Linked DNA regions of Homo sapiens: regions 1, 2 and 3 are each linked to region 4. Evidence: chromatin loops called from intact Hi-C (ENCODE). Cell type or tissue: B cell. All regions are shown on one strand. Region 1 holds the start of TTTY15 (testis expressed transcript, Y-linked 15). Region 2 has its middle 180 kb from the start of NLGN4Y. Region 3 overlaps UTY (ubiquitously transcribed tetratricopeptide repeat containing, Y-linked). Region 4 holds the start of TMSB4Y (thymosin beta 4 Y-linked).

Region 1 (8,000 bases), 1.0 Mb after region 4:
ACCTCAGGTGATCCACCCGCCTTGGCCTCCCAAAGTGCTAGGATTACAGGCATGAGCCACTGTGCCCCACCCTGTAATTGTTCTTAAAGTCCTTAAAATGTAACAAAGAAACAAAAACCCTAATTGTTCACACATAAAGCCTTGTGTACATTAATGTTCCTAGCAACTTCACTTATAAAAACCCCAAACTGCAAACAAGTGTACCAAATGTACACTTGGTAAACAGGTAAACTGCACCCATATAATGATATACCATTAGTATAAAAAAGACACAGTATTTATCCATATTACAACATGAATGAATCTCAAAAACATTATCTACATGGAAGACGCAAATCTCAAAAACATTATCTATGTGGAAGATGTGAGATACAAAGACTACATATTTTGATTCAATTTTTGTGAAACATCCAAAAAAGGCAAATCTGTAGATATAGAAGATTACAGATTACCAAGAGCTGAGGATATGAGTGGGGAATGGCTTGAAAAGGAACAAGGATGTGCTGGAGTGATGAAAATGTTCTAAAACTGGAAGTGTTTCAGAACTCTGTAAATGTATTAGAAACCAGTAAGTTGTATATGTAAAAGAAACATTTAATATGTAAATTATACTTCAATAAAGCTATTACACTAACTTATGCAATAAGAAAAAATATTTCGTTTATTGCACAAAAATGACTACCAATCCTTTAATGCACATTTTTTAAAAAACATAGATTTGAAATAATTATCTTTAACTCAAGCAAAGGATGGTTTCCACATCAAAATGCTAAAACAAAACTGTCTACTGTAGTTTAAAAACGAATCTTATAAAACAACAAAAAGCTAACAAAGTGTTAATTTGTGCAACAAACCAAGAAGTGAATGTTGAAGTTGAGACAAATACCTACTTTCTAAAACTGTAAGCTGCCTCATAAATATCTGATGAAAAAATCTATTAGAAGATATCCATTAAAATACGTAATGCTAGATACTGGAAAACGCATTTCAACATCCGAGAAGAAAAAAAGACCCACAGTAAATCCTTCTTTTTTCTTTTTCTTTTTTTGAGATAGAGTCTCAGCTTTGTCTCCCAGGCTGGAGTGCAATGGCGCAGATCTCGGCTCACTGCAACCTCTGCTTCCTGAATTCAAGTGGTTCTCCTGCCTCAGTTTCCCAAGTAGCTGGGATCACAGGCGCCCACCACCATGCCCAGCTAATGTATGTATTTTTAGTAGAGACAGGGTTTTGCCATGTTGGCCAAGCTGGTCTCAAACTCCTAACCTCAGGTGATCTGCCTGACTCGGCTTCCCAAATTGCTAAGATGACAGGAATGAGCCACTGTGCCTGGCCTGGAAAAGAAATCCTTCTTTTCCATTTTCATTGACAAACCACGGTAACCATTCAAAAGCCCAAAAATAAGAAATGTCCATACTCAGAATCCCCTGAGCCTCCTACATTATCTCACATCTGTCTGTCTGTGACTGGGAGGCACGGGTGGTTTACGGTCTCAATAAGTTAAATAAAATCTGTTAAAAATCACTTCTTTATTACGTAGATTCTCAAATACAATGTTTTTGCCATTATGTAGTCATTATAAAAATTTTCTCCAAGTGTAGATGAAAAGTCATATATACATATTTTGTTTTTTTTTTTAAACGAAGTTTTGCTCTTGTTGCCCAGGTTGGAGTGCAGTGGCGCGATCTCGGCTCACAGCAACCTCCAACTCCCGGGTTCACGGGATTCTCCTGCCTCAGTCTCCCGAGAAGCTGGGATTACAAGCACCCGCCACCACGCCAAGCTAATTTTTTTTTTTTTTTGTATTTTTAGTAGAGACGGGGTTTCACCATGTTGGCCAGGCTGGTCTTGAACTCCTCACCTCAGGCAATCCAGCCGCCCGGGCCTCCCAAAGTGCTGGGATTATAGGAGTGAGCCACCACACCCGGACCCACAGTCATATATATTACTAAAGCCAACCGACAAAAAGAAATATTGTAACAGTAAGACAAGATTGACAAGAGTAAACATTCACGCAATCACCGTTAACAGAAAACGGCAACAAGAAATAATTAAAATCCCACAATCTTATTTTCAAGTCAGTGAAATAAAAAATACTCCCAACTCACCCTTGAATCACCAACGGCAAATACTTTAGGTTTTCTTTCTTCCCAAACTGTAAGAATAAAGTTTGAAGCGAGAAGTTAAAAGCATGTGAAGCGAGAAAGTTAAAAGCATATCAATGAGTTTTCTAATTGAAAAACAAATCCTTACACTTTTAAACAATTGCGCATTTGCAGAGACGAAAATGGCAGTGATTAAAGCAGCAAACTAAGAAAAATGTAGAAGTTTATGGTGTATATTTTTAAAGTTTAACGGTATAGTTTTAGACAACCGTGGTACCTTATGATCTGGTACTTAGTTTATCGGATAATTACTAATGAGAATGAACCCCAAGAAAAGAAGTCTTGAAAGTTTCGTAGTGAAAGAACCTGTATTTCCTTCTTAACAGTGATCTTGTTTTGTGGATTTAGAGGATGAACGAGTTGCCCAGTAAGAGAATGCCCCCCTTAAAAAAACAAAAACAAAAACCAGGCTGAGCACGGTGGCTCACGCCTGTAATCCCAGGCCTTTGGGAGACCGAAGCGGGCAGATCACCTGAGGTCGGCAGTTCGAGACCAGCCTGACCAACATGGAGAAACCACGTTTCTACTAAAAATACAAAATTAGCCCGACGTGGTGGCGCATTCCTGTAATCACTGGTACTCCGGAGGCTAAGGCATAAGAATCGCTTGAACCCGCGAGGTGGAGGTTGTGGTGAGCCGAGATCGCGCCACTGCACTCCTGCCAGGGCAACAAGAGCGAAACTCCGTCTCAAAAAGAAAACAAAAAACAAAAAACCAGCATTAATAGTTAAGGGTTACGTATACATCTTTCAAACTTAAAAACCTTCTGAACAAGTAAGATACACCGGGCAGCGTACAAATTAAGTAAACTTATGCGCAAATTTTATAAATAACATTCTTAATATAAACGTTTAAAATTCCTGTGTAAATTTCTAGTTTGCAAAAAATTTCATAAAAATTAGTAAAATATCTGCTCCATAAGTCTAAGTTAATATTTTGAGATACCGAAAAAGTACATTATGCGTAATGCGCTATCACAAAAACAGGTTCAACCACTAACAGAGACAAGTTGTTTCTGTAGAGAACAGAAAGGAGATCTGATACAAACTAAATCGGAACCGAATTGTTCATTAAAATACGTCATACTGCGTCTTGGCGTTTAGCAAAGTAGCGGAGAGGAAGAGGAGGTATAAGGCTGTAAGAGGGCAAAAACCTGGTGCAGACTCTCAGGTCAGATGGTGAGGGCTGATTGCGGGAGGTGGACAAGAAGTCTGGCCTAATGACTAAGGACAGCTAACGCCTAACTCCGTTCCTCATCACTCCACCTGGGTAAGAGCATTTGGTGCAACGAGCCAGTTTCGAGCCTGTGAAGGACCGTGGGGCAAGGTGTGTAACCAGGAGCGGTTAGTCCCTGGCTCTGAGTGAGGCCCCGGGCATAGACAGGAGGTTCTTCCTGTGAAACCAGAGATTTAATCCTCCCACTTCACCTTAGGCATTACGAGAAATAGGGAAGGCGGGGGAGGCTAGGCGGCCATTTTTCCTTACAGTGCAAAATACACACACAGCAGTTCCGCCCGCGTCTGCCCCTAGCCCTCCGAAATAAGAAGTCTCAAGCCCGGTAGGGCAAAAGAAGAAACGCACATACTCAGAATCCCCTGAGCCTCCGACATTATCTCACATCTGTCTGTCGGTGATTCGGAGGCGCGGGTGGTTTACGGTACAGGCGCCAGGTCCACGTAATCAGGGCACCCGACAGTGGGAAATAGAGACTAGACTCAGACCTACACCTGGGAATGGCGGACAACAAAATATCTGTAAAATATTTTGATATTAGGTACTTTCTAGGCACGCGGTCGTGACTGCGGCCTGCATGCCTGAGGAAGACATTGCTCACAAATACCGGGATTTGGCCTAAGAAGCGTCCATCTCTTTATACAGGTGACCGATGCCGCTACCTCTTTGTCATTCAGTAGCCCTCTTTACCTGTTTTGGCCTCGCTGCTAGGGCTGTCGCCGAGCTTACACGGACTCCAGGTGATGAGTTTTTCTTGAGTCACTGCAAAGGCAGTTTCACTAGGCTTCACTTTTCTTTCTCGCGGTTTTCGGCCAGGTCTCTCCTGAGACACTCCTATCTCCCGGTCCCGACACCAGCACCAAGCGCTCAGGTAAACGTCCCAAGTAAGACAAAGGCAATCTACATCAGGGCCTGCTAGCGGCGTGAAGGAGGGAGGGACTCAGAGCATCAAAGTCAGTCCACAACGGGCGGGGTTCAGTTAAATTGTGTCTCCAGCGATCTATTAGACCCGTCCTCTTCAATATGGCGCATTGAACCCGGCTGACAAAAAAAAAAAAAAAAAAAAAAAAAAAAGGAGAGAGAGAAAGAGACCGCCCAGCCAGCTGCGCAGGCTCCCACCATCCCCAGCGCCGCGACCTGCGACCCTCCAAGACCCCACCCCCGCCAAGCCCCGCCCCTAGGGCCTCCCCTGCTCTGATTTACGTCTTCCTCTCTTTGCTAACGGTTGCTGTTTCTACTTTTCTTCCCCTTTTCTACTCTTTCTATACCCAGAAGCAGCGGAACTGGCAACACCTTGGTGCCCTAGACGGAAACCTCAGTCCCGACTGAAGCGTATTCATCACCAACACTGGGATAGCTGCAGCTAGGGCCACACAATAAAAATAGCCCAGGACGGCACTGGCTATCCGCTGCCCCTTCAGCTATAGAATTCCTGTCCTTAATCGCTTTTAGTTCTGTAACTGCTTGTGGAAACAGCTGATTACTGGACAGGTGGGAGTACGAAAGGCGTTTAGTAAGACTGCAAATCTGATGTGAACTGGTAGGACGCAGAGTGTATGGCATAGTCAAGAAAGAAGTCAACGCCAGGCGAGGTGCTATGGCTAAGGGATTAATCTTTTGTGTCCCAACTATGTTGCTCTGACGGTTCCACTTGCACTACTGGTTTTTACTTCATCGTTAATCTCTGCTCTGGCCGATAACAGCCTGCATGAAAACATCACCAGTTTTCAAGTTTTTCTCAGGATGAACAGTACATAGAAAAGTGAGCCTGAATGCTGAGATCCTGAGACCGTGCTGCGGCGCCTGGGAATTCATAGAGCAGCTTTTAAGGGGCCACCACTTCTCGCATCGTGTGCCATGCAAGTAAACCTACCCTATCCTGAGACCCTTGCCTGGGGTGACTGGAAGAGCTGCTTCTGTAGAATCCTGGGCCAGACCATCTATCTGGACGAATAGGAGAAAAGCCTAGTTGTTGTCTCCTGCAAGATGTATTCAGTTGTAATTTCGCCTTTGTTCCTTAATCTGTTAGTATGGTATATTACATCGATTAATATTTCATATTAAATCAGTCATGAATTCCCATTATGAGCCCCACTTGCTCATGATTGAAGATATTTCTTATATGTTGCAGATTGACTCTTGGTATTATTTGTCCATTTTTGTACTCACCTAGCACACACATACAAAATTGCAGATTTGTTAGGATTAGATATCATGCAAAACTTACTATCTTATGAAGTTCTTAATACATGTATTGCTATCCTTGGTTTTCCATAAAAAAATTTTAGAAAAAATAAGTTAACTGCCCAAGATCATCAGCCAGCAAAGATAAGAAGTACAAGTGTTGGCCAGGCACGGTGTCTCGGTCCTGTAATCCCAGCACTTTGGGAAGTCGACATGGGCAGATCGCTTGAGGTCAGGAGTTTGATAACAGCCTGGCTAACATGGCGAAACTCCGTCTGTTCTAAAAATACAAAAAATTAGCCAGCTGTCAGAGCAGGCACCTGTAATCCCAGCTACTCAGGAGGCTGAAGCAGGAGAATTGCCTGAATCAGGGAGGCAGAGGTTGCAGGGATCCCAGACAGTGCCACTGCACTCCAGCCAACGTGAAAAGAGCAAGACTCCATCTCAAAAAAAAAAAAAAAAAAAAATAGAATGCAAGTGTTCTAAGCCCCTAACAAAGCCCACTTTGTGCTCTACATCTGCGCCCCATGTAATAATCATAATCAAAAGATACTCTAGAACTTAATTCCTGCCTTATACTTACTAACTTTACTTCTCCTTTGAAGAAGTCTTGATAGGTATAGATATGCAGACATAGGCTAATTTTTTTCTTTATTGCTGGTAAGGTTTTATTGTATAACATACATCCTATAAACATCACAGCCCAATTTTCACTAAATACTAATACACTGTGTAATAATACACTAATACACAGGTCTACCGATGTTACTACCACCATTTTAATATAGAACTCTGTTGGATCTGGGATTTTATTTTACCTTTCTCAAAAGCTATAAGATTCACCTGTTACTATTTAGTGGATCCAAAGACAGTATTTTGGGACTAAGATCCGCAGACTTTATAAAGGCAAAAACAAGCAGTATCAAGGCCTTTACTACTTGTAACAGAACAAGCAGCATGAGCATCATGTTTGCAGACTACCTGTGCTTCCTAAATCACGTACGAGTGATGCAAAGGGGCCCACATATTTATATGTCAGACAGCAGTGCAATGCAGTTCCTTGCATTGCAGATAAGGAACAGTTTGGAATTCTACTACGTTTATACTAAGGCAAAATAAGCAAGCTTGCTCTTTGTCTGTTGGAAAGTAGAGAATGATATTACCTTATCTGTCTAGGTTACTAAGAAATAACATAGATAGGCTGGGCGTGGTGGCTCACATCTGTAATCCCAGCACTTTGGGAAGCTGAGGCAGGTGGATCATGAGGTCAGGAGTTCGAGACCAGCCTAGCCAAGATGATGAAACCCTGTCAATACTAAAAATACAAAAATTAGCTGGGCAAGATGACGGGCACCTGTAATCTCAGCTACTCAGGAAGCTGAGGCAGGAGAATCCCTTGAACTCGGGAGGCAGAGGTTGCAGTGAGCCAAGATAGTGCCGTTGCAATCTAGCCTGGGCAACAGCAAGACTCTGTCTCAAAAAAAAAAAAAAAAAGAAAAAGAAAAATAACATAGATAAAGTGTTGTCAGGATATTGCATTGTGGCATACCCAGGAAGGCATATAAGAAATGCAAGATTGATGGAAGTCTGTCTCTTCCAACAAATACTGCTAACATGTCAGAACCGTATCTTCCTAGTCCTTGCCTCCCCACCACCCGCCTTCCGTTAACTCTTCTGACTTCTATCATTACCTGATTTTGATTTATATAAGTAGTTTCATGTGGGCTGGGTATGGTGGCTTACGCCTGTAATCCCAGCACGTTGGGAGGCCAAGGCGGGCAGATCACTAGGTTAAGGGATTGAGATCATCCTGGCCAACATGGTGAAAGCCCATCTCTACTAAAATACCAAAATTAGCCGGGTGTGGTGGCAGCCGCCTGTAGTCCCAGCTACTCAGGAGGCTGAGGCAGGAGAATCGCTTGAACTCATGAGGCGGAGTTTGCCATGCATCGAGATAGCGCCACTGCACTCCAGCCTGGCAACAGAGCGAGATTCCGTCTCAAAAAAAAAAAAAAAAGATTCATGTGGCAGTAAACTTGTTTCTGGTTTCCCTCCTCAATATTATATCCAAGAGCTTCATTTATGTACTATAACATATAAAATACCAGAACATATCTGTCTCATTACTATTGATGGACATTTGGGTCATTAATTATAGTCCATGTATTTTGGTAGACATATGTCCTTGTTTGTACTAAGCCTATTAGTGGAATTCCTAGAGTTTTTAAGTATACATATGCTTATCTTCAATGGATAGTGTCAAATAGTTTCCCAAAGTGGTTGTGTTTATTTGAATCATAAACTTTCAGGGTTTGTTTGTATGTCAGAAGCAACCAATATTGATAATTGATAAACATTGATAATTTCATATGGTTTAGTGTGTAAAGTTATATCTCCACCAGTGTTGCCAGAGGGGAATAT
Region 2 (8,000 bases), 640 kb before region 4:
AGTTACAAAAAAGGTGTTTATTGTTCATTATAGATGCTCTTGATTTCTCCAAATATCTGGATCCAATATTGGTTGAATCCACAGATGTAGAACATGGGGCTAACTGTATATAAGAGGATGTATGTAGGTTAAATGCAAATACTACTGACGGACTAAGTGGCTAAGTTGGCTGGACTTCCTGGGTCTATAGGGACTTCCCCAAGGGGCTTTTCCCTAAGCCAAAATGACTCATAGCTGCAAGCTAAGGGATTGAAACTTCAACTAATCAAAGGGGACTTTCTCCTAAGCCGAAATGAGTCACAGCTGCAAACTAAGGGATTGAAACATCAACCAATCATATTAGTAATTTAAGCTCTAGCTGCAGCCTGATGTTTTTAATCAATCAGGCCTGCCAACCCACAGATAGAAAATAAGCTAATCCTATAGGACAGAAAAAGGAAAAGGTGGGGAAGTCATAAGGGGATATAAGCATAAGACACCCAAGCCAGAAATGACAACCCTTCTGGGTCCCCTTCCACCGCGTGGAAGTTTTACTTTCACTTTGGCTTTAATAAATCTTGCCAGCACACACTCTTTGGGTTGGTGCCCTTCTCTAATTGAGCTGTAACACTCACCACTGGTCCATGACTACATTCCTTGAAGCCTTTGAGACCAGAAACCCTTCAATTGAGAAAAGACCTTAGATCAGGAGAAGAATTTTCATCTCATTTCTGGTCGCCCATATAGGGATTATCCATAGCAGTGAGTAACATTGGACCCCTTTCGCTTGCTATTCTCTTCTATCTTCTCACCAGAAATTAGAGGAAAACACTGGGCACCTGTCTGCCATTTAAAAGTGACAAGCATGGCCACTGGACTTAAGACACAGGTATGAGGCTTTCTGGGAAAGGACTCTTTCTTTAATTACCCCCATCCCTCTGTGCTTAGAGCATTGATCTGCTGGAACCAGTTCCACTTTTCTCTGCCTTTCCTGGGAAAAGCTGAGGGCTGGCTAGAGGAAGAAAACTGTCATCCCTTACTCCTGGCACTGACCTGGTTTAGATCATGGCACAGTGAGAAGCCTCTACTCTGCAGCTGCCCATATGTGCATTCTCTGTCTTTTCTGACCCATGCCTCCTGGGTCCTAATGTCCTCAGAGAAGACTTTCTTGAGGCCCTATCCTCTAGGATCTTTCCTACCCCTGAGTCTAAGAATCTTTTGGCTAGGAACCTAAGTTGAGTGGGGTGGCAATCCAAAGACCCTTGCTCATGGTGCCCCCAGCCTTATTCTTATGCAAATGGATATCACTATACTTATACAGGACCTGTCCCTCATAACCTATACCCTAGGCACTGTCTGGGACCTCAAAGGGCATGCCAGTGGCTGATAGAAGGTCTATGACATTTTTCCTTTTTTTGCCCTAAACTTACCTCAGATTGTAGAGTCTACTTTAATTACCAGCTTTCCTGTCTGGGATCAGTGATTAGAATTGTAGAACTTCTCCACCTCCATACTCAGGTCTCCCCAAATCTCTCTCTCCCGCTAGTAAGGTCTCTCCCTTTGGCCCAAAAGCAACCAGACAAAGAGATAGTCAAGGAACCGTAAGGTGCCAATGGCCCTCGATTGTGCCCCTCCAAGCCATGGGAGGAGGAGGAGACTTTGGCCTGGCATGAATACATGTACCCTTTTCCCTCTCAGACTTAAAACAGATCAAACTGGACATAGGAAAATTATCAGATAATCCTGATGGATATATAGACCTCTTAAAGGGATTAGGACAATCTTTTGATTTAGCATGGAGAGATATTATATTGTTGATAGGTCAAACATTAACTCCCAACTAAAGTGGCCCTGGAGTTTGGGGATCTCTGGTAGCTAAGCCAGGTAAATGATAAAATGACATCAGAAGAAAGGAAACAGTTCTCCACAGGGGCCAACAGGCGGTTCCCAGTGTGGATCCCCATTGGGACCTCAATTCGGAGCATGGAGGCTGGAGTCACAGGCATTTACGGTCTTGTATACTAGAGGGATTAAGAAAGACCAGAAAAAAGCCAATGAATTACTAATTGATGTCCACCATAATGCAGGGAAAGGAAGAAAACCCTATGGCATTTTTAGAGAGGCTAAGGGAGACATTAAGAAACTATACCTCCTTGTCACCTGACTCTATTGAAGGCCAACTAATTTTAAAGGATAAGTTCAGTCATTCAGTCAGCTGCAGACATTAGAATAAAACTTCAAAACCTGCCCTGGGCCCCAAGCAAAATTTAGAAACTCTATTGAATTTGGCCACTTCGGTGTTTTATAATAGGAACCAAGAGGAGCAGGCTGAACCAGGCTGAATGAGACAGACTAGACAAGAAAAAGGCCGCCATCTTAATCATGGCTCTCAGGCAGACAAACTTTGGTGGCTCTAAAAGAAAGAAAGGCTGGGCAGGCAACCCACCTAACAGGGCTGGTTGTCAGTGTGGCTTACAGGGGCACTTCAATAAGGACTGCCCAAACCAAAATAAGCCACCCCTCATCTATGTCCCTTGTGCCAGGGGGATCACTGGAAGGCACACTGCCCCTGAGGGCAAAGGTCCTCTGGGCCAGAGGCCACTAACCAGATGGTCTAACACAGGACTAAGGGTGCCTGCCAGCCCATGCCATCACCTGCACAGAGCCCCAGGTAAGCTTAACCATTGATGTCCAGGAAAATAACTTCCCCCTGGACACTGGTGTGGCCTTCTCAGTTTTACTCTTCTGTCCTGGACAACTACTGTCCAGGTATGTCACCATCAAAATGTTCCTAGGACAGCCAGTCACTAGGCATTTCTCCCACTCCCTAAGTTGTGACTGGGGAACCTTATTTTTCTCTCATGCATTTCTTATTATTCCTGAGAGCCCTACTCCTTTACTAGGGAGAGACCACTATATAGTTATATACTGCTAAAGCAGGGAGCATTATATATTGAATATAGGAGAAGGAATACCTGTTTGCTGCCCTCTACTCGAGGAGGGAGTTAATCCTGAAGTGTGAGCAGAGAAAGGACAATACAGATGAGCAAAAAACACTTATCCAGTTCAAGTTAAATTAAAGGATCCTACCTCCTTTCCTTATCGAAGGCTGTACTCCCTCAGACCAGAAGCCCAATACGGGTTACAAAAGATCGTCAAAGACCTAAAAGCACAAGGATTAGTCAGTCACTACCACTTGCTAAATTTATTTAATGTCACCATTGCTGAAATTCACAAGGCCTCCAGCCAAAATCCAACTGACTGCTGGATGTTCCTCCCCTTATGCTTTAAACTATTTGTCCCAGTTCCTGCTCCCAAACATTGGAAAGCCATGAACTGAGAACAAACACCACAGCCCTGGTGGGCCCTTTAGTCTCAAGTCTAGAAATAACACATACATCAAATCTCACCTGTGTAAAATTTAGCACAACCATTAATGCAGCCATCTTCCAGTGCAAAACATGGATTACCCTACCTCCACGACTCTCTTGCTTACCATCAGGGATCTTTTTTGTTTGTGGCTTCTCAGCTTACCACTGCTTAAATAGTTCCTCCAAAAGTCTATGCTTTCTCTCCTTTTTGGTGCCCCCCTATGACTGTCTATATGGATCAGGAATTACAGGATTTTCTTTTACCCAAACCCCGTTACAAATGGGCAGTAGTCTTGCCATTTATTATTGAGGCTGGGATAAAAGGAGGACTAGGAACTGGCATTGGTGGCATTACCACCACCACTCAATTCTAGTACAAATTATCACAGGAGTTAAATGATGACATGGAATGAGTTGCAGACTCACTGGTCACCTTATAAAGCCAGCCTAACCCTTTAGCAACAGTAGCCCTTCAAAATTGGAGGGCCTTAGATTTATTAATAGCCAAAAGAGGTGGAACCTGTGTTTTTCTAGGAGAAGAGTGCTGCTATGTCATTAATCAATCTAGACTTGTCACCAAGAAGTTTAGGGAGCTTTGAGACCAGATACACTGCCAGGCACAAGAGCTTCAAGACACAGGTCTTGGAGTATTGTCAACCAATAGATGCCCTGGTTTCTGCCCTTCTTGGGACCCTTGGTGGCTATTGTGATGTTGCCTATCTGTGGAGCCTGCATTTTTAACCTCCTTGTAAAATTTATCCTTTCAGAATAGAATCCATGAAACTGCGAATGGTTCTACAGATGGAGCCCCAAATGACCACCACTAGCACCTGCTATCGAGGACCCCTAGACTGAACCGCCAACCTGTTACTTCACCATGACACTGAAGACTCCCCTCCTGAGGAAAACTCAACTGCAGAGCCACTTCTATGCCCCAGTTCAGCAGTAAGTAGCTAGAACAGTTGTTGCCCAACTTCCCAACAGCACTTGGGCTTTCTTGTTGAGATGGAGAACTGAGAGACTAAGTGGCTAAGTTGTCTGGACTTCCTGGGTCAATAGGGACTTCCCCAAGGGCTTTCCCCTAAGCCAAAATGAGTCATAGCTGCAAGCTAAGGGATTGAAACTCTAACCAATTAAAGGGGACTTTCCTCTAAGCCACAATGAGTCATAGCTGCAAACTAACAGATTGAAACTTCAATCAATCATATAGGGAGTTTAAGCTGCAGCTGTAGCCTAGTGCTTTTAACCAATCAGGCCTGCCAACCTACAAGTGATAGAAAATAAGCTAATCCTACAGGACGGAAAAAGGAAAACGGGAAGATTCTTAAGGGGATACAAGCATAAGGCATCCAAGCCAGAAACAGCAACCCTTCTGGGCCCCCTTCCACTGCCTGGAAGCTTTACTTTTGCTTTTGTTTTACTTTCACTTTCGCTTTAATAAATCTTGCCACTGCACACTCTTCAGGTCCCTGCCTTTCTGTAATCAAGCTATAACACTCGCAGCTGTGATCCACAGCTTTGTTCCTTGAAGCCCGTGAGACCGTGAACCCTTCTATCCAGGAAAGACCTTCCATCAAGAGAAGACTTCTTGTCTCATTTCGATGTTATATATAAAGGCTTGAGCACTCTCAAGTTTTGAAACATGTGGGGGGGTCCAGAAATCAATCACCTCTGGATACTGAGGAACAACTACTGTCAATAAAACCAGGGTATGCTTAAGAAAAGATTGATTATCTAGTGCTACAATAATGCAGCACAGCAAACACCCTTTACCTTACCATGATGGCTTGAAATAAAATGCAGTTGTCTAACTTATGAGATGGATTATGGGTTGCACATTTAGGTTGTGTTCAGCCAAATGGTATTTTGGTTCCCTGTTGACTTCACTCCTATGGTTATCATCTGAGATAACTGCACCATAGGTCTCTTATCTTCCAGCAAGCTAGCTCAGGCATGAGCTAAAGATGGGGGCCAACTGCAGGAGCACAAGAAAAAGCACAAGAACTTTCAAAATCTCTGCCACTGTTGACACCCATTGTAACATTGCTAAACCAAGTAATGAGATGAACTCAAAATTTAGGGATCAACTATCCCCTACTTTCTGGTGAGAAAAGCTGTAATGTGGTCACATTGTGAAGGCCTGGTTTCATGACAGGCTGAGAAATCAGGGCACTAATGCTATCTCCCTTCCTCCAGGAACATCTGGATTTCATATCAAATCATCATTAGCAAAAGCAGGTCTGTGACAGCTATTCACACACTACAAGCTTTGTTTGGAGTAGATGCTTTTTGCTGTTTAATTCAACATAAGTGCATGCTACTCGAGGTGCAGTTCACATCTAATTCATCCTGGCAATTCCCTAGGGAGGCCATGATGTGCAAAACTGGAACTGTCCAAACACTATGCAGTTATTCTTTCATATTTAAAATGATCAACGCGTAACCCACACACAATATTGTCTGAGCAAAAATAGTATTTTCTTGTGCTAAGTCACAGAAATAAAAAGTCTAACCGGATAATTGCTTACACCACTGAATATTTAACATTTCATGAAATAAATCTTGATAAAAAGTTTTTAAGTGTATATATAAAGTCAAGAATGACTTTCTATCTTAACACATGTGTAAATCAGGATTCTTTCAATTGTAGAACACCAACACCATCATCATTAGACTAACTCTATTAAAGGTATTCATGGACAAACTGTGCAATATTAAATTTGCAAACTCCAACAAAAGCACTATGGGAATAAAGGATATGTTGAAAAAAAAGTGCAAGTGGTATAGCAATCATACAATATGTTTAGGTCTTCTAAGCTTGGTTCCCTTATCAAAATATTTCCCCAGAAATAATCACCCATTTGACACTAGACTGGCTTTCTATAACTCCAGCTTTCTCTAACTATTTTTAAGCATCTTTCTCTGTTGCCCAGGCTGGATTCCAGTGGTTGTATCACAGCTTACTACATCACTTCAGACTCCCAAAGTGCTGAGATTATAAACATGAGCTATCTATCATGCCCAGCCAAAATCAGATATAAAAAAATAACTTCTGCATGTTCTTTAATATAGCTGCTATATACACTTTTTATGAGACAAATCCCCCTAAAAAACTGGCTCTAGGAGACAATCTGTTTGTCCACTTGTTTGCTTTTATCATATATAAAAAAACATAATTTTGTGCTTTTTTTCTCTAAAAAGGACAAGGTAAATATTGACACATAATTGCATTTTCTTCATTACCCAAGTTTGTTTTTCATATATTATCTTTTATCAGCCTTTGCACTGATATATTTTGTAATTAAGTCTTCAGTTAATGTTTAGTAGGGGGATGTCAACTAAGTTATCTGTTGCTACCCCTGAGTCTAAGAATCTTTTGGCTAGGAACCTATACACTATACATAAAAATATAGTGGCTGATATGGTTTGACTGCGTTCCCACCCAAATCTCATTTTGAATTTAATTCCCATAATCCCCACCTGTCATGGGAGGGCCCATGTGGGAGATAATGGAATCACTGGGGCAGTTTCCCCATGCTATTTTCATAATAGTGAGTAAGTTCTCAAGAAATCTGATGGCTTTATAAGGGACTTCCCCCTTGGCTTGGCTCCTATTCTCCTTGTTGCTGCCATGTAAAGTAGGATGTGTTTGCTTCCCCTTCCACCATGATTGTAAGTTTCCTGAGGCCTCCTCAGCCATGCCGAACTACAAGTCAACCAAACCTCTTTCCTTTATTAATTACCAAGCCTTGGGTATGTTTTTATTAGCAATGTGAGAATGAACTAATACAGTGGCTTACACAAGAGTTGATTATTTAACACATGATACTTCAGTTTGCTAATTTGGGCAGAGCTCAGCTAGGATTGCTCATCTCTATTGCTTGTGGTATCTCTTGGCTCAGTAATGTGGATGGGGACTAACCTAGGAGAGATGGAACAGCTAAGATGGCTGCACCTCCGCTCCATATGGTCTCAATTTCTCCAGGAGGCCAGCTTAGCCATGTTCAGATATCAGTGTTTAAGCAGAGGAAGTGGAAGCTCCAGAGCTTCTTGAAGTCCAGACTCGGCACTTTAACATAATCAAATGTGGAGGGAAGCCCCAGTTTATAGGGCAAGAAAATAGGCTTTCCTTCTTAGAGAAAGAAACTAAAAAGAATCTGTGACCACCTTAATCTTCCACAGCTACAGATTAGGTATACTCATCACTGGATGAAAACCTTGGCACACACAAAAAATGGCATTGATTGTTTTAATGGAAAGCTCAATTTCCACTTAGGGAAATAAAAATCCAAATTTAGTCAGTGGCAACTCAAATATAAATGAAAATAATTCATGTATATTTTAAATGGATACAAGATGCATCAATTCAGGAAACATCAGAGATTTCATAGTGCAAATGAATTATACAGTGAAACAACTTAATTGCAATGTATTGACACATCTTATCCTTTCAAAATGCTTCAAAGAATGAATTGAATTATAGCCTTCCTGTAATTTTAAATGAGTTGATAACTTGTTTTCCCTTATATACTTTATATTTTGATTTAAAGCTAGACAGTTTTTAAAATAAATATGGAGATACGTGTGTATATGTGTGCTTGTATCCCCAAGTCATTTATAAAATAGAGCATAGCAGTACATAAGAAAACA
Region 3 (8,000 bases), 340 kb after region 4:
ACATGATTTGCATATATTTTGTCCCACTTTGCTGTTTTCACTATTTTGATAGTGTCCTTTGATGTACAGAAGTTTTAATTTTGGAGAAGTCGAGTTTTTCTTTTTGTTACCTATGTTTTTAGTGTCAGGTTTAAGACATCACTGTGAAATCCAAGATGTGAAGACATCATGCAATTTTTTTTAAGAGTTTTACTATTCAAGCCTTACATTTAGGGCTTTGATTCATTTTCAGTTAATTTTTTATATGTAGTATAAAATAAGGACCAATTTTCATTATTTTCAATGTGGATATTGAATTTTTCAAGCACCATTTGTTTAGAACACTATTTTCCATTGACATGTTTTGGCACCTCTGGTGAAAATCAGTTTGCCATCTGTGTGGGCATTTTATTTCTGGGCTCTCTTTTATTGTTATACCAATACCGTATTGTTTCATTTACTATCATGTTTTAGTCTGTATGAACTTTGAATGTGCAAATTCTTCACTTCATTTTTTCAACAGTTATTTGGCTGTTTTTGGCCCTTTGCAATGTGAATTTTAGGATGAGTTTTTCATTTTCTGCAAATCAGTATGCAGTTTTCATAGGGATTGTTTTACATCCGTAAACTGCTTTGGAAAGTGCTGTCATTGCAAAAGTATCAGGAATTTCAGTTCATGAACACAGAATGTCTGTCATTCATTTGTGTCTTTAATTTCTTTTAGCATTTTTTGTAGTTTTCAGTGTACAGATATTTCACTTTTGGTACACTTGTTCCTTCAAAATTTTTTTCTTTTTAATCCTGTTAATAGAATTGTTTTCTTAATTTTCTTTTCAAATTGTTAATTGCTATGGTTAGTGTACAGTAATCCTTCTCATCCCCATACCCCTACAACTTCTCCATCAGCTTTACTTGTGGGAGACAATTTCAAGACTTTTCCTTAGGTTACCTGAAAACTCAAATAGTACTGGACACTATATATGGATCACGGTTTTCAAGCTGATAATCAAGATAGCAACTAAGTAAGAGACTTAGAAGCATGTACAGGGTGGGTACATATATATAATGCAGGTACGCTGGAAAAAGTGATGACTTAGTTCCCAGTGGCATGAATGTTGTGAGATTTGATAATGCTACTAAGAACAGCACATGGTTTACAACTTACAAATTGTTTTATTTCTGGATTTTTTTTATTTACTATTTTTGGACTTCATTTGCATGTGGGTAACTGAAACCATGGAAAGTGAAACTGCAGATAAGGAGGGACTAAAGTACAACTAATTTTTGAATGTTGATTTTGAATCTGGCAACTTTGCTGTGTGTGCATGTGTGTGTGTGTGTGTGTGTGGTTGTGTATGCTTAATAATTTTTTAATAGATCATATCATCTCAGGAAAATGAGCTTACTTGCTTTTCTGACTTGAATGCATTTTATTTCTTGTCTAATTGCTTAGCTAGAACTTTCATTACTAAGTTGAGTAGAAATGTGATTTTGGTTTCCTTTGTAGTTCTTGATATTACGGGAAGAGCTGTCAGTGTTTTCACTGACATTTTTGGAGGGCTTATCACATATGGCCTTTCTTACATTGAAGAATCTCCCTTCCATTTATAATTTTTGAGGTTTGGGTTTTTGTATTGTTGTGTTTTGGAGACAGGCTCTCATTCTGTCGCTCGGCTGAAGTGCAGTGACTCAATCTTGGCTCCCTGCAGCCTCCACCTCCCAGGTTCAAGCACTTCTCCTTCCTAACCCTCCTGAGTAGCTGAGATTACAAGATTACAGGTGTGTGACACTATGCCCGGTTAATTTTTATACTTTTTTGTAGAGATGGGGTCTCACCATGTTGGTCAGACTGGTCTTGAACTCCTGGGCTGAAGCGATCCACCCACCTCGGCCTTTCAAAGTGCTGGGATGACAGACATATGCCACCTCGCCAAGCCAATTTTTTCTGTTTAATCATGAAAAAGTGATACATTTTGTCATGCCCTCTGCCCCTGCTTTTTTGCATTGAGATGGTTAGCCATTTTTAATTGTAATTTTTTGCAGTTAAAATATTTTGAATGTTTTACTCTGTATTTTCTTTCCTTCTGATACTCCCCAGTGATCTCTAGTGCCCTATTTGAAAATGTGTTTTTTATGAATTTAAGTGCTTATATTTTACTTCATTTTTCATTACTTGTGACTTTTGCTTTCACCTGGTTTTGGTCAGTTTTGCTATTTGCATGTGTGTGTGAGAGAAAGAGAAAGAGAGAAAAATAGTGTTGTTTACCTCTCACTGTTTTCTCTGTCAGTTTTGGTTACATTTATTTTCAGTCCCAGTTTACACAGCATTGATTTAGTTATATTGCTCTGCCAATTTGTTACAATCATTAGTAGCTCTTGAAGTGGCACTCTATCATTTTGTTATTTTATTTTTAAAATGTTAAAGCTGCTTAGGCAGCTGAGATTATAAGTACAAGCCACTTTCTTACTGCATTGTTTAGCATGGTTTTGCTATGTATATTTCAGATTCAATATTTATTGGTTTTATTTTAGTTTGGAGGAGTTGAGTTTAACTTTATAACTGTAACAATAATAGGTTTTAGTTGTATTAGTACTTTGTGAGGTAGAGCTGTGCAAATGGTTTTACTTAGAAAATTGCTTATAACCTTAAATATTACAAACAGTTACTTTATATCTATGGAAAATGTAATGTCTTTAAAATTATAAATATTTCTAAAGAGTATTTTCCAGAACTGTATATTTTAAATTTTGAATTTAAATTTTAAGCACTGTTTTGATTCTGTACTTTTTGCTAAGAGCAGTAGTTTGTAAAGAATAGTGGTACTTGATCTATTAACAAATTACTGTTCTCTTTGAAAGTATTTCTAGGCTAATACTGCATTTTCTGATAGAATACTCCTGTAGCTTTATGAATGTTACTTAAATGAAGTTAGAGGTTGCAGTTTTTTTGTGGCATTTGAGATACAGATTTTTTTTAAATGTTGGAATATTTGGTTACACCTTGTTATATTTAATGTTAGTTTTTTTGCTGTAATCTGAAACATGGCTGGCCTGGGCAAAATAAATATTCAGTTAAAATATTAGCAATTTTTACTTTGTTACTTTTTTATGGTACTAGAAACTTCTTAAACATTATTAGTATGTAAATCTTCATTGCTAGCTATTTTAATAATATTGTAATATTACTTTATTTTTTATTATCACATTTATAATTTTTAATATTCATCATTACGTATTGATTTATTATTTGTTACTTATAAGTTAAGTATGGCCATGTATATATTGTTAAAATCAAGAGTATTTTTATTTTAATATTTATTTTTCTCTAAATATTCTTTTTCCTTTGCTCTTTAGAGGAAGTATCATTCTGCAAAGGAGGCATATGAACAACTTTTGCAGACAGAAAACCTTCCTGCACAAGTAAAAGCAACTGTATTGCAACAGTTAGGTACATGAAAACTTTTATTATACATTACATTAATTTGAAGAGATTTGCCTTTTGAGGTTCAATTTTTTTCCCTCTGCTTAGACATTTGTTTTCATTTAGAAGTCTATGGGTTAAGACTAAATGTGACATTTAATTATTACGTATTATTTTGAGGTAAAATTTTAAATAAATAATTTTATTACAGTAGTTCCCTGTTTTACCGGAGTTATATGTTCCATGATACTCTGGAAGCTGCCGATAGTTCCAAACCCTGTATTTTATTATGTTTTTCTAATCTTGTAGCTAAGATGACTACTAAGTGACTACTGTGTGGGTAGCATAGACAGTGTGGATACACTAGAGAGAGTAGGAGTAGCTGTAGTAGTTTGAGTTTTCATCATGCTACCCAGAGTGGCATGCAATTTAAAACTTATATTTTATTTCTGAGATTTTTCCATTAAATATTTTTTGGCACTGGGAGACTGAAACCATAGAAAGCAAAAATGAAGGTAATGGGGGACTACTGTATAAATGTTTTCTAAGTGTATTTTCATTGTTGATAAACATAGTATCAAGCACACTCCTTCTCACCATCTGTATAAAGATAGTCCTTAGTGCTGGCCAGGTCCCAGCACTGTCGGGGTCCAGCATGGTCAGATCACTTACGGTCAGGAGTTTGAGACCAGCCTGACCAACATGGTGAAACCCCCTCTCTACTAAAATACAAAAATTAGCCAGGCGTGGTGGCGTGCATTTGTAATCCCAGCTACATGGGGGGCTGAGGCAGGAGAATCACCTAAACCCAGGAGGCAGAGGCTGCAGTCAGCCGAGATTGCGCCACTGCACTCCAGCCTGGGAAACAGAACGAGACTCTGTCTCAGAACAAACAAACAAAGAAAAAAAACAAGGCCGGGCGCAGTGGCTCACGCCTGTAATCCCAGCACTTTGGGAGCCAAGGCAGGCGGATCACGAGGTCAGGAAATGGAGACTGTCCTGTCTAACACGGCGAAACACCATCTCTAGTAAAAAAAAAAAAAAAAAAAAATAGCCAGGCATTGTGGCGGGCACCTGTAGTCCCAGCTACTCGGGAGGCTGAGGCAGGAGACTGGCGTGAACCTGGGAGGCGGAGCTTGCAGTCAGCCGAAATCGCGCCACCGCACTCCAGCCTGGGCGACAGAGCGAGACTCCGTCTCAAAAAAAAAAAAAAAAAAAAAGATAGTGCTTACTGCAGCTAGTATTGGATTCTGGACTTCCCCTACTGCTTGACGACAGGATGAGGTTTGACTTAAGTAAATTAGATTAAGATTATCACACAGCTGGTAAGTGGATACTAAACTTGCTTTATAGTTGTATTGATACATGATCAATGGAAACATTTCACCTAAAATTTATAGAACATCTTAGTGGGTTTTCTTGTCAAAAATCTGTTACATTCTCATATTGAAGATAAGGTAATCTAGTGTTTGAAAGTAGTATAAAATAATATGTTATCATATAGAATATAGCAAGTCCCCTCCCCAGTAATTAATTTCGTTGCTTATTTATCTTGATTGTATTTGCTATTTGGGTTAATGTTTGTTGGTAGTCCTTCAGTACAGTTATTTTTTGGCTTTGGTCTAAGCAAATAAAATCCTAACTTTTACTCAAGTTGGTGGTAATATAAATTTTTTTTCTGTCACTGTTTTATCCACAATTTCAAAAGCAATTGGGCAGAGTTTTGCTTAGATGCTTTTGGAAAGCTAATTTTATACACTTGAATTAAGTCACAGCTGACAGACTGTTTTTGATTTGACTTGAGCATTTAGCATATATTATCTATTAGATTTCAATTGTTTATGTAGCTGTAGTTCATAATCTATTTATTAAACAAAAATCTGCGGCACACACTGTGTACCACTCTTATGGCTCTTTGAACCTAGTTTTCATTTTGCTTTTTCCATATAGCCTAGAAGTTTTGTTGTGATTGTTTATCTAATGCTGTGACATTAATAATGTTATTATTATAAATAAATAATGTCAGTAATGTATGAGGCCTTTTGTAAGTTGTTTAAAGTGTTACTTTGTATTATTTTGAGATTTTATAAAGGATTATATTTTAGGTAAAAGTCCGAAAGCAGCTATTAAAAAGAATATAAATGGGTGTGGTGGCTCCTGCCTGTAATCCCAGTACATTGTTGAGAGGCGGAGGTGTTCAGATAACTTGAGGCCAGGAGTTTGTGACCAGCCTACCCAACATGGTGAAATGCCGTCACTAATAAAAATGCAAAAATTAGCCAGGCATGGTGTCCCATTCCTGTAATCCCAACTACTTGAGGGGCTGAGACAGAAAAATCTCTTGAACATAGGATGCAGAGATTGTAGTGAACTGAGGTTGTGCCACTCCACTCCATCCTGGGCGATAGAGCGAGACTCCGTCTCAACAACAGCAGCAGAAGGAATGTAAATGAATTATCTTTGATTACATAAGCATTTTTTTATTCTTTGGATGTAAGCATGGGGTTGAAAGTTGTTTTTGAATTTCTCTCACTGCATGGTAACCTTTAAAGGACAGTAAATTTATCAATTTTATACTTAAAATTTATAACTTGCATTTTTTTCCAAACTAAATTTATAAAAGAGAATTTGATTTGTCATCTCCATGTCAATCCAGTTCCTAAAATCATTTAGTTATCTGTGTGTGCTTTAAGATCCCTTTTTAGCTTTGATTGTATCATTTTGTGTGAAATAAACTTCTCTAAACTTTGGTAGTTTTAAATTTTGGGAAAATGTGATCTAAGTTACATGAATAAATTACTGAAAAAGTAATTTGCTGTTTCCTGCATGATTTTCTTGAAACTGAAGAAGTAGAATGATGGGTAAATGCTTATAACTTCTTAATTATAGGTTGGATGCATCATAATATGGATCTAGTAGGAGACAAAGCCACAAAGGAAAGCTATGCTATTCAGTATCTCCAAAAGTCTTTGGAGGCAGATCCTAATTCTGGCCAATCGTGGTATTTTCTTGGAAGGTGAGATGAAATACTCGTGCTATCTAGAGTTTATTTGTAATGTAAAATCATTTGTAGATTTTATAAAATGTAATCTGAGAAGTGAAATTTTAAAAATAAACTCCCGGCTGGGCGGGGTGGCTCACGCCTATAATCCCAGCACTTTGGGAGGCCGAGGCGGGTGGATCACAAGGTCAGGAGATCGAGGCCATCCTGGCTAACATGGTAAAACTCCATCTCTACTAAAAATACAAACAATTAGCCGGGCGTGTTGGTGGGTGCCTATAGTCCCAGCTATTCAGGAGGCTGAGAAAGGAGAATGGCGTGAGCCCGGAGGCAGAGGTTGCAGTGAGCTGAGATCACACCCTTGCACTCCAGCCTAGGTGACAGAGCAAGACTCTGTCTCAAAATAAATAAATAAATTAATTAATTAATTAGTTCCCAATTAGTCTTTCAGTTGTCTGTGTAGCTGTAGTTATTAATCTAATTATTAAACAAAATCTGTGGTATCCACTGTATACTACTCCTATAGCTCTTCGAACCTACATTTTATTTTGCTTTTCCCATATAAACTTGAAGTTTTGTTGTGGTTATTTACTGCTGTTATAATCGTAATTTAATTAAAATTAAGATATAATTACATTTTTATTACAATATAATTAATGTTTAAAATATAATTTAAATATCCCCCTAATTAAAATAATTATATTTTTTATTTCACATTAAAATATAATTATATTATGTGCTTAGAAAATAAAAAGTTCCTAGGAGGTAAAAATAGATAGCTTTGAATTTAGTTGCTCTTATTGAGGTACTCTTCTTTTACTTACTACATTTTGTTTTCATGTTTTTCTTTTCTTTTTTTTTTTTTTTTTTGAGACACAGTCTTGCTCTGTTGCCCAGGCTGGAATGCAGTGGCATGATCTCGGCTCACTGCAACTTCTGCCTCCCGGGCTTAAGTGATTCTTGTGCCTCAGCCTCCTGAGTAGCTAGGACTACAGGGGTGTGCCACCACGCTCGGATGATTTTTGTGTTTAGTAGAGTTGTGATATCACCATCACATTTTCTTAATCTGAGTACAGTTATTGCTAGCTTTTAAAGAGTCTTAAAAGGGTTTTAAAGGGTACCATCACATAATAATCACCAATAGTTTTCAATTTAGTATTTAAATTGTATTTCCTTTGATATCTAGCGTTTTAAAAAATATTCAGCAAAACCCCAAGTTTTAATTTTATCTGTCAGTCATCAGTAGAAATTTGCTGTTTATAATCTTGGCTGGTGATTTTTTATATTAATATGGAAATATTTTTATTAATCATAGCTCTCAAATTACAGTGCTAGTGGAAATTCTAGAGGAAATGCATAAGTTATTATTGTTCGTTATGGTAGGAACATAAAAAATTTTTGGTAACCCAGACATTTTTTCTCCATATTTTTCTTACTTTGAATGTTGACTGTCTGAATTATACCTACTGGTATAATATTTATGTGTCTGATAGAATACATATTTGTACATGTACATGTTTTTTTAAATCACTAGATTGTAATTTAGTGTGTTGCAAAGATCAATGGATTGAAGACTCAGAAACCTGGGTTTTAAATCCT
Region 4 (8,000 bases):
TGAGCAGATACATGATTCATGCTGTGCATAGTTATTCACATACACAGGTCTGTCTTTCTGACTAGACCAAGACTAGGCTCAAGTCTTGTTCATCTTTCTATTCATGGCAACTGGAAAACAGCAAGGCACACAGTATGTGCTTAATGTTTCTTGAGTAAATAGTGACTTTTTCCATCCTCTAACGAAGTCATTATTTTAGGTTAAAATCACCAGATAGTGCTATATGCATAGTATATTGGAATAATTAAGTATAATATTAATTAATAATGAATTACATGATATACTAATAACTTAATATTATATATGTAAACATTATAAGAACTATAATATATATTACATACTGTATATTATATTAACTATTATAAATATTATATTTTCATGAAATATTTTTATTTCTAAATTGGGACATTATCATGAGGTGTTCATGTAGCTAAAGGATATCAGCAACTTAAAAGCTCAATATGGTAATGAAGAAAGACATAATTTCCTGTTTGATAATAATGTGACAGGAATAGCTCTAATGCCTTCAGTGGATCACAACCATAACTTGCTCCTCTAGCCAAGGTTCAAAATTGTAAAATCCTACAAAAAAGTGACCAAATTATCCACGTGGTTTTATTATTTTTCTAAGTTCTTTGAAGGACTTTAACATGTGAGCTACTGTTTTTGCCCACAACAATCCCACAAGACTAACACAAGAATGGCAAGAATTTACCAGGAAAGTGTTCTTCAAAAAATACAACATCTACATAACAAAGTCTTAGTAAAAGATTTTAAAATGGCATCCATCCATTCCACTCACTTCTAGATCTGGAGCATTCCTCAGAATTCTTGGAAGATATCAGACAACAGTTATAATGTCCAATTTGTGTATGCTCATAAAATATTTTACTGCAATGCAAGTCATCAGTTGGTTTCCATCAGAATTCATTGACCATTGAGCTTTGGAGAAATCTGGATATAATAATTTTAGATACCTTTATAAAAACATTCAGCTGGGTGCAGTGACTCAAGCCTGTAATCCCAGCACTTTGGGAGGCCAAGGCGGGTGGATCACCTGAGGTCAAGAGTTCGAGACCAGCCTGGCCAACATGGAGAAATACCATCTCTACTAAAAATACAAAAATTAGCTGTGCTTCGTGGTTGAGCGCCTGTAGTCCCAGCTATGCAGGAGGCTGAAGCAAGAGAATAGTTTGAACAGGTAGACGGAGCTTGGAATGAGCCAAGATCGCACCACTGCACTCCAGCCTGGGTGACAGAGCAAGACTCCATCTCACAAAAATAAATAACTAAAATAAATATAAAAACGTTCATAATCAGATTTAGAGGAAAAGGACATCTTCTAGCTGATGAAGGAAACACAATGTAAGATACTATCTTTTTAGTTAAGGCTGTATTTCTTATGGCATATAAAAATAGCTGGCATGGGCCAGGCAAAGTGGCTCAGGCCTGTAATCCCAGCACTTTGGGTGGCCAAGGCAGGTGGATCACCTGAGGTCAGGAGTTCAAGACCAGTCTAGCCAAGGTGGTGAAACCCTCTCTCTACTAAAAATACAAAAATTAGCCCAGCATGGTGGTGCAGCCTGTAATCCCAGTTACTCAGGAGGCTGAAGCAGGAGAATTGCTTGAACCGGGAGGCGGAGGTTGCAGTGAGCCGAGATCGCATCACTAGACTCTAGCCCAAGCGACAGAGCAAAACTCCGTCTCAAAAAAAAGACACCTGTCATGTTGGAGGCACTCAATAAATACTGGCTGAATGAACTAATGATCTAATGCTCTGGACTAATAATATATAATAGTATATAATTGACTATACGTATTGATTCAAATCAGCACAATCAAAAACAGTGGCAAATTCCTGTGTAAATACATTTTAAAAATATATTTAATATTGTACTATTTCACATGATATGCATGTGTTCAAAGGGACCTCAAAAGAAGCATGTTTAATAACTCTCCAACAACTACGGGGGCAAAGTGTATATTAAAGCCATCATGTATGTCCATTACTATGTGAGGCACTTTGGGAAATAGAAGGAAGAGTACACAGTGCATGCCCACAATGAAGAGTGCACGCGCACAGTGCATGCATGAACCCTGCCCACCGGTCTCAGAAGCCAGGAGTAGGGATAGCCCAAGCATGTCAATGTGACCACAGATAAAACGTTACATAAAAAGCTAAGGAAAATATAAACCAAGTAAATACAGGTCTTAGAAGCATATTTTCTTCTTAGCTTACTTTATTGCACACTTACGTCTTAAGTTTGTAATTAAGTCCCTTCTCACTACATGCAACAATATAGCTGAACTCTAAATTAGTGCTTATTAGTTGTAGATTACAGTATAAGCCAGTTTTGAAAACATAATCTAAAGGTAATCTCAATTAGCCAAAAAAAATCATCTCCCAATTAGCTAGAATAAAGAAGGTATTTTACATATCCAGGTAAAACATATTTCATACTGTAACATAATTTATTCAAATCGTCAGCTTTTAAGTTATTCTTTGCCTGTGAGGCCAAGGGGCACGCCACTTTGCAAACGTTTAAATGGTGAATAAAACACTCTTTCCAATCAACAAGCAATCTCACAAGCAGTGGTTTAAAAATGTCTTTTTTAAATAAAAACTGTGCATTCCAAAAATTAAAATCTTTCAAACAACAACAAAAATGGCACGCTGATTAAACTTCATTTTAGATTCTGCAGGACACTTGGCCCAACTTGGTTTTACTCTAGATTTCACTGCCCTCCCACTCCGCTAAGTCTTTCACCAACATTCAAGCTATTTTCCTTCCCTGCCAGCCAGACAGGCGATGGGAGAAGCAGGCGTGGCCTCCATTGTCAGCAGGTCTTTGATGTCAAAAGGGCAGCATAGTCCTTTCAAACTCATCCAACGTGTTTGCATCTAACCAAGTTAAACAAGTAAAAGAAGTAAAATAAGAAAGCAATGCTTGTAGAATGTACAGTAGATATTGGTGGCACATGCCTGTTTAAGATTCGCCTGCTTGCCTCTCCTGTTCGATAGCTGCGACCAGAAAAAAACAGAAAAGGAAAAAGATGGAGTGGGATGATTAAGGGGTTTCAGTACAGCCTAATATGGATGGGATGATTAAGGGGTTTCAGTACAGCCTAATATGGAATTAAGGGGCTTTCATTTGCAACATCTTGTCATATCCTAAACGTTCTGCAAGTGTACCTAGCTAGGCATGTCATAATCAAATAAAAAATGTATATTGAGTATATTAAATAGCCGTACATTTTCAGTGATAAATGTGTTTGTATATTATTATAGCGCATTAAATATTGCATTATTAAATTAATGAACCCTGTGTTCATGCAACCTTCCCCCTTAAGGATCGCCCTATTGTTTTGTTTGTTTTTGTTTTGGTTGAGATGAAGTCTCCCTCTGTCACCCATACTAGAGTGCAGTGGCAGGATCTGGGCTCACTGCAACTTCCCCTCCCAGGTTCAAGCAATGCTTCTGCCTCAGCCTCCCAAGTAACTGGGATTACAGGCGCCCTCCAGCAAACCAAGTTAATTTTGTATTTTTTGTAGAGACGAGGTTTCCTCAGGCTGGTTTCGAACTCCTGACCTCAGGTGATCCCCGCCTTGGTCTTCCGAAGTGTTGGGATTACTGCACTAAAAGTTATCTGATTTTTAATTAACCTTTGCAAGCCACATTCACCAACTATCTGCTCCTTGAGCGCCCTCCCCTGCCTCCCGAATTCTTCCCGTGGCAGCTCCCAGTCTCCCGCCCTCCCACCGCCCGCTCGCATTCCAGCCTTTCTAAAGATGGGGGAGGATCGGAGCTTACTTTCTTTGGAAGACAATGGATTCTTCTCTTGCGTTTCTGTCTTCTTCAGTTTCGACTTATCGAATTTCTCGATCTCAGCCATACCAGGTTTGTCAGACATGGCTGCGGAGGAAGCCGTAGGGAGCAATCCAAAGTGAGCGTGAGAAACAGCCACCTGTCCGGGTCTCTGTACTGGGAACTGTGCTTCTGCCCTCCGACCCGCAACCTGAGAAAGCCCTTCTCGCCCTCCGTCCCCTGCTGTTTCGCGCTCATGAGCTTCCTCTTTCCACAGAAAAAGAGGCGACACCTTTCCTCAAATATTTGAAAACGCAGGGGACCAAAGAGGACAGATCCCTCTCAAAGTGGAATGTTCCGGAATAAAGGAATTTGACCCCTGTGAACTGTTAATTACAGCGTTTAAAATTAAAGGCTGGCTTGGAAGAGAATAGGAAAGCCACTTCCGCGTTCAAGTGGTTAAAATCGGGCAAGAATTCCTAAAATGGAGCCCAGGTCGCAAAAGCACTTCCATTTTGTAGCCACGGCCTCTCTGCAAACAACGCAGGCCTGGTCCTGCGCCCGCTTTCTAGTCTTCTCACGTAGGCGGAGGCTGCAGCTGGAGCTTGCGACAACCGCCCTACCAGCTTCCTCGCCCGCGCCACACTGCAGCCCAGCACACAAAGCGCGGCCCGGAAGCTAGTCCTGCCGGCGCTCTCGGCATTTCGGCATCCCTAGCACACATGCCTCTGCAAGAAGGGCTGTGAAAATGTCACAGCGCAGCGCCGCCGCTGCCAGGCTGCACAGATGCAGCCCGCAGAGCCGTCTGAGGCTGGGAGACGGCTCGGGGCTCGGGAGATGAGTGAGCCTCAGAACAAAGGATCTGTCTGTTCCCACATCTCAGCCTCCAAGACAACGCACAATACCTTTGAGAGCAAACACTAAGAAATTTTTTTTTTTTTTTTTTTTTTTTTTTTTTTTTTTTTTTTTTTTTTTTTTTTTTTTTGAGACGGAGACTCGCTCTGTCGCCCAGGCTGGAGTGCAGTGGCGGGATTTCGGCTCACTGCAAGCTCCGCCTCCCGGGTTCACGCCATTCTCCTGCCTCAGCCTCCCAAGTAGCTGGGACTACAGGCGCCCGCCACTACGCCCGGCTAATTTTTTGTATTTTTAGTAGAGACGGGGTTTCACCGTTTTAGCCGGGATGGTCTTCATCTCCTGACCTCGTGATCCGCCCGCCTCGGCACACTAAGAAATTTTAACACGAACCCTCCGAGCGGCAGTACATAAACGCCGGTTTATTTGCTTTGTTCTTAAATCATCGATTTCCCCACCGCATTACCCAGCATCTAGGGTGTTTCGCATCCCCACCTCCCCAAGGCAGCTTTCCCGGGGATAATCACTCGGCTTGGCTTTAGGGGATGTCTTCACAGGGACGCGAATAATGAAGGGGCAAGCGCGGCATGAAGGGGAGGGTAGAAGGAGTAAGGATGCAGGGGCCCTGGGGCTTACCTAAGCCAGGCGCGTAAGGGAGTGAAATCTAGTCTACACAGTGTCCACCGCGGAGTTGCCAGGACGGGATGGGCAGGCGCTACTTTATAGCCCTCCTATGTAAATGAGTTGATGTCACCCACAGGCCCGCTTAAGTCTTTCGCTCCACGTCTCGGAAGGGCGTCTGAAAGCTGCCGGGCGGTTGGGGAGCCCCAACGCCACCCTAGGTGCACCATTGCCCCCTAACCACAACGATGGCGAAAGATAAAATGAGCAAAGCACCTTCCAACACTTCCTTCAAAACGCATTTTCCCCTTTTACAACAGGAGCGTAAAAATTGCTCTTGCGGACTGGTGCATATTATTTAAGGGTCGGAGTAATACCTAGGGTAACAGGCATTGTTTTACTGAGAAACTGGCTTTACCTACTGAGGACATACGCACGCAAAGGCGCGGTGTCCCTCCCTGGAGTGCCTGGTCAGCTACAGGGATATCATTCCTGTGACTCAGCTTTCAGACCAGTGGAGGCCTATGCGCCCCACCCCGGACCTCTTCCTCACTGGCGTTCCTCTTGCCTTTGGCAGAAGGTAAAGCAACCCTCAGTGATTTTAAAAGAGAAACTTTCAGCCTTGTAACATCCATATTGTTTCATTAGCATAATTTTTGTAGGCACTCAACAGTAATATTGAGTGTAGGGTAATATTGTACTCTACACTCTGGGTGTAGAGTAATTTGTCTGGAGTTTATAGCTCCCTCTTAGCAAAATAAGTCAATTTGAAGCTCTGCCATTGACTTACTGCCTGACAATGAGGAAATTCTTTTCCTTCTTGTTTTTTATATTCATAAATTGTCAGAGTGATTGCTAAGAAGGACTGTGTTGAATTCCAAAGACTATAGTCCCATTACCTCTAACATCATAAGATAAAATTCAAAAATCAAACTATATTTTTAAGGGAGTGCTTCCAGCACTAGGACATCTCCGAAGTGCAACTGCATCTGGAAATATAAAAGATTTGGGTAGAGGGAAGCACTTTTCAAAATGACACCTGACTGTGAATTCCAGTGACCCACTTGCTAATGGAAATTAGTTACAAATACCATGTCCTGCGCCTGCAAATGGCGTGTGAAAGGAAGACCCGCCGGTTACAAAGAGGCCTAACTGTGATTATTTCTGAGACAAGGCAGTGTGTAAAATATTTCTTTTTTTCTGTAACCTGAGCAAATGTTTTTTAGAAATCCGTTGCTAATTATTTTGATGGCACAGGTTTTTGTGTCGCTGGGGATTAGAGTCACAGACTTCCCCGTTTCTTCAATTGCTTGACTTCCTTTTTCCTAGGGAGGAAGAAGGTGGGGATGAGCAGAGGCAGGTGCCATCTGGTTCCCTAGGTAATGTTCTGCTGGGTGGCTGCCTTCTTGCCCTCCGAATGGGGCACAGGACCTGTTCGTGCGTGCACCGAATGTCACCTGTCTGGTAACAGTCCCCCTTCCCTGTTCCATGTTGGGAGTCCACTTCATCGTTGAAACAGAAAAGATCTTGCAGGGTGGCTTTTCGCCCGTTCAGCCTGCAGCTGCCGTTGTACCTACACCGTTCCCGCAGATTCTGCGATTCCATTTCCCCTCACCCAGCTGCTGTAGAAAGTCATTTATTTCCTCCCCATGTCTCCTGATGACAAAGGAGTGCCACTACCTTCTTGTGGCCTCTTCTCCCAAAGGCTTTTCTCAGAAAGGGTTAGGCCTCACTGAATCAATTCCCTAAAGGAGACGGTCGAATGCAAACTTGGAAACGTCTGGAGAAGTTTTCCAGTGCGGTAGCAAGCAGCTTTCCACTGTGCGGAGACACCGATAGGCAGGTGGGAACAAAGAGAAGAGAGAGAGGTGACCTGCTTAAAAGAAAAGAGTTCCCTTGATTGGGCTTGACCTGCCAACTGGTCAGGAAACCTACAGAGAATGGAAAGGGAAGGGTTGTTCAGATACAAGGAAGTGCAAACCAAAGGAATATTTTTAAAAGTTACATGACTGGCCATGTGAATGAATCTTTTTGTGCTAGAGTTTTCTCATCTATAAAATGGGTTCATTGCAGTACCGACCTCACAGATTGGGAGGATTAAATGCTCTGGAGTGCATGACAATTAGTAAGCTCATTGCACTGTTAGTATTATTAGGATGGAAGGTTGGGGACAAAATAATAAAGTAACTGTTTTACTGTTTAGAATAAATTAAACATTTTAGATGTCTTGATATTATGATTTGTCTTATAAAGTACCAGTAAAAATCAGGTCTTTTGTTAGTTTTACAGTGAATAAAATATACGAGTTCCTATTGGTTGACACCTTCTAAAAGTCAAGTTTTGTGAGTTTTACAATTTTTTTCATTTCATTTCTACTGCCTCTCCATAAAGAGAGGTTTATAGATGACAAAACTGAGGCCTAAAGAACCCTTATGTAGGTAACAGAGTTATGAGTTATGGCTTTCTATAACAAAGTACTGAGATAACCCCGTTATATATACTAAAGGGCACATAAAAGTTCTCACGTTTATTTCCCTATTCTGTGCCTGAGAATCACCAGGAACACTGTAAGAAGAGGAGGCTGTTTTGCTTTCCACAATGTCTGGAGGATAGTAGTTGCTCAATGAACAGTTCTCACACTTCATTAAATTGACTTTCTTAAGTGACGGAGCTACTTTAGACTCTAATCAGCTTATTTTCTTCTGCAGATAATTAAATCCAT

The links. A loop is a pair of places that touch in the nucleus more often than their neighbours do. Peaks named below come from ENCODE experiments on the same cell type or tissue, not always from the same donor. Only the 100,000 strongest peaks of a DNase experiment are listed, where the experiment ranks them.
Region 1: a loop joins it to region 4, with 30 times the contacts of the local background. A loop is called at or near these places in 5 of 110 quality-filtered maps.
Region 2: it touches region 4 in a loop (34-fold over the local background); 3 of 110 quality-filtered maps call a loop at or near these places.
Region 3: it touches region 4 in a loop (5-fold over the local background); 3 of 110 quality-filtered maps call a loop at or near these places.

Annotation. Positions count from the first base shown.
Region 1 is chrY:12,658,792-12,666,791 of GRCh38, reverse strand. It overlaps TTTY15 (testis expressed transcript, Y-linked 15), which reads right to left and starts at 4,440. Exons shown (of 4, transcript NR_174088.1): 1 at 4,086-4,440; 2 at 2,106-2,152. It overlaps LOC112268311 (a long non-coding RNA gene), which reads left to right and starts at 3,300. Exons shown (of 2, transcript XR_002958838.2): 1 at 3,300-3,488; 2 at 4,041-5,477. In B cell, no CTCF peak of the experiment used is centred here; DNase peaks (open chromatin) are centred at 3,441 and 4,571.
Region 2 is chrY:14,337,406-14,345,405 of GRCh38, reverse strand. No RefSeq gene overlaps it. Among named protein-coding and RNA genes, the nearest start is that of NLGN4Y, 180 kb to the left of the region's middle. RefSeq lists an enhancer at 3,717-4,916. In B cell, no CTCF peak of the experiment used is centred here; DNase peaks (open chromatin) are centred at 325 and 4,475.
Region 3 is chrY:13,364,683-13,372,682 of GRCh38, reverse strand. UTY (ubiquitously transcribed tetratricopeptide repeat containing, Y-linked) reads left to right here. Exons shown (of 30, transcript NM_001258249.2): 9 at 3,334-3,427; 10 at 6,290-6,416. Among named protein-coding and RNA genes, the nearest start is that of MIR12120, 110 kb to the left of the region's middle. In B cell, no CTCF peak of the experiment used is centred here; DNase peaks (open chromatin) are centred at 1,312 and 4,652.
Region 4 is chrY:13,700,247-13,708,246 of GRCh38, reverse strand. It overlaps TMSB4Y (thymosin beta 4 Y-linked), which reads right to left and starts at 4,348. Exons shown (of 2, transcript NM_004202.3): 1 at 3,812-4,348; 2 at 2,223-3,022. The coding sequence starts at 3,911. The coding sequence ends at 2,988. In B cell, no CTCF peak of the experiment used is centred here; a DNase peak (open chromatin) is centred at 4,426.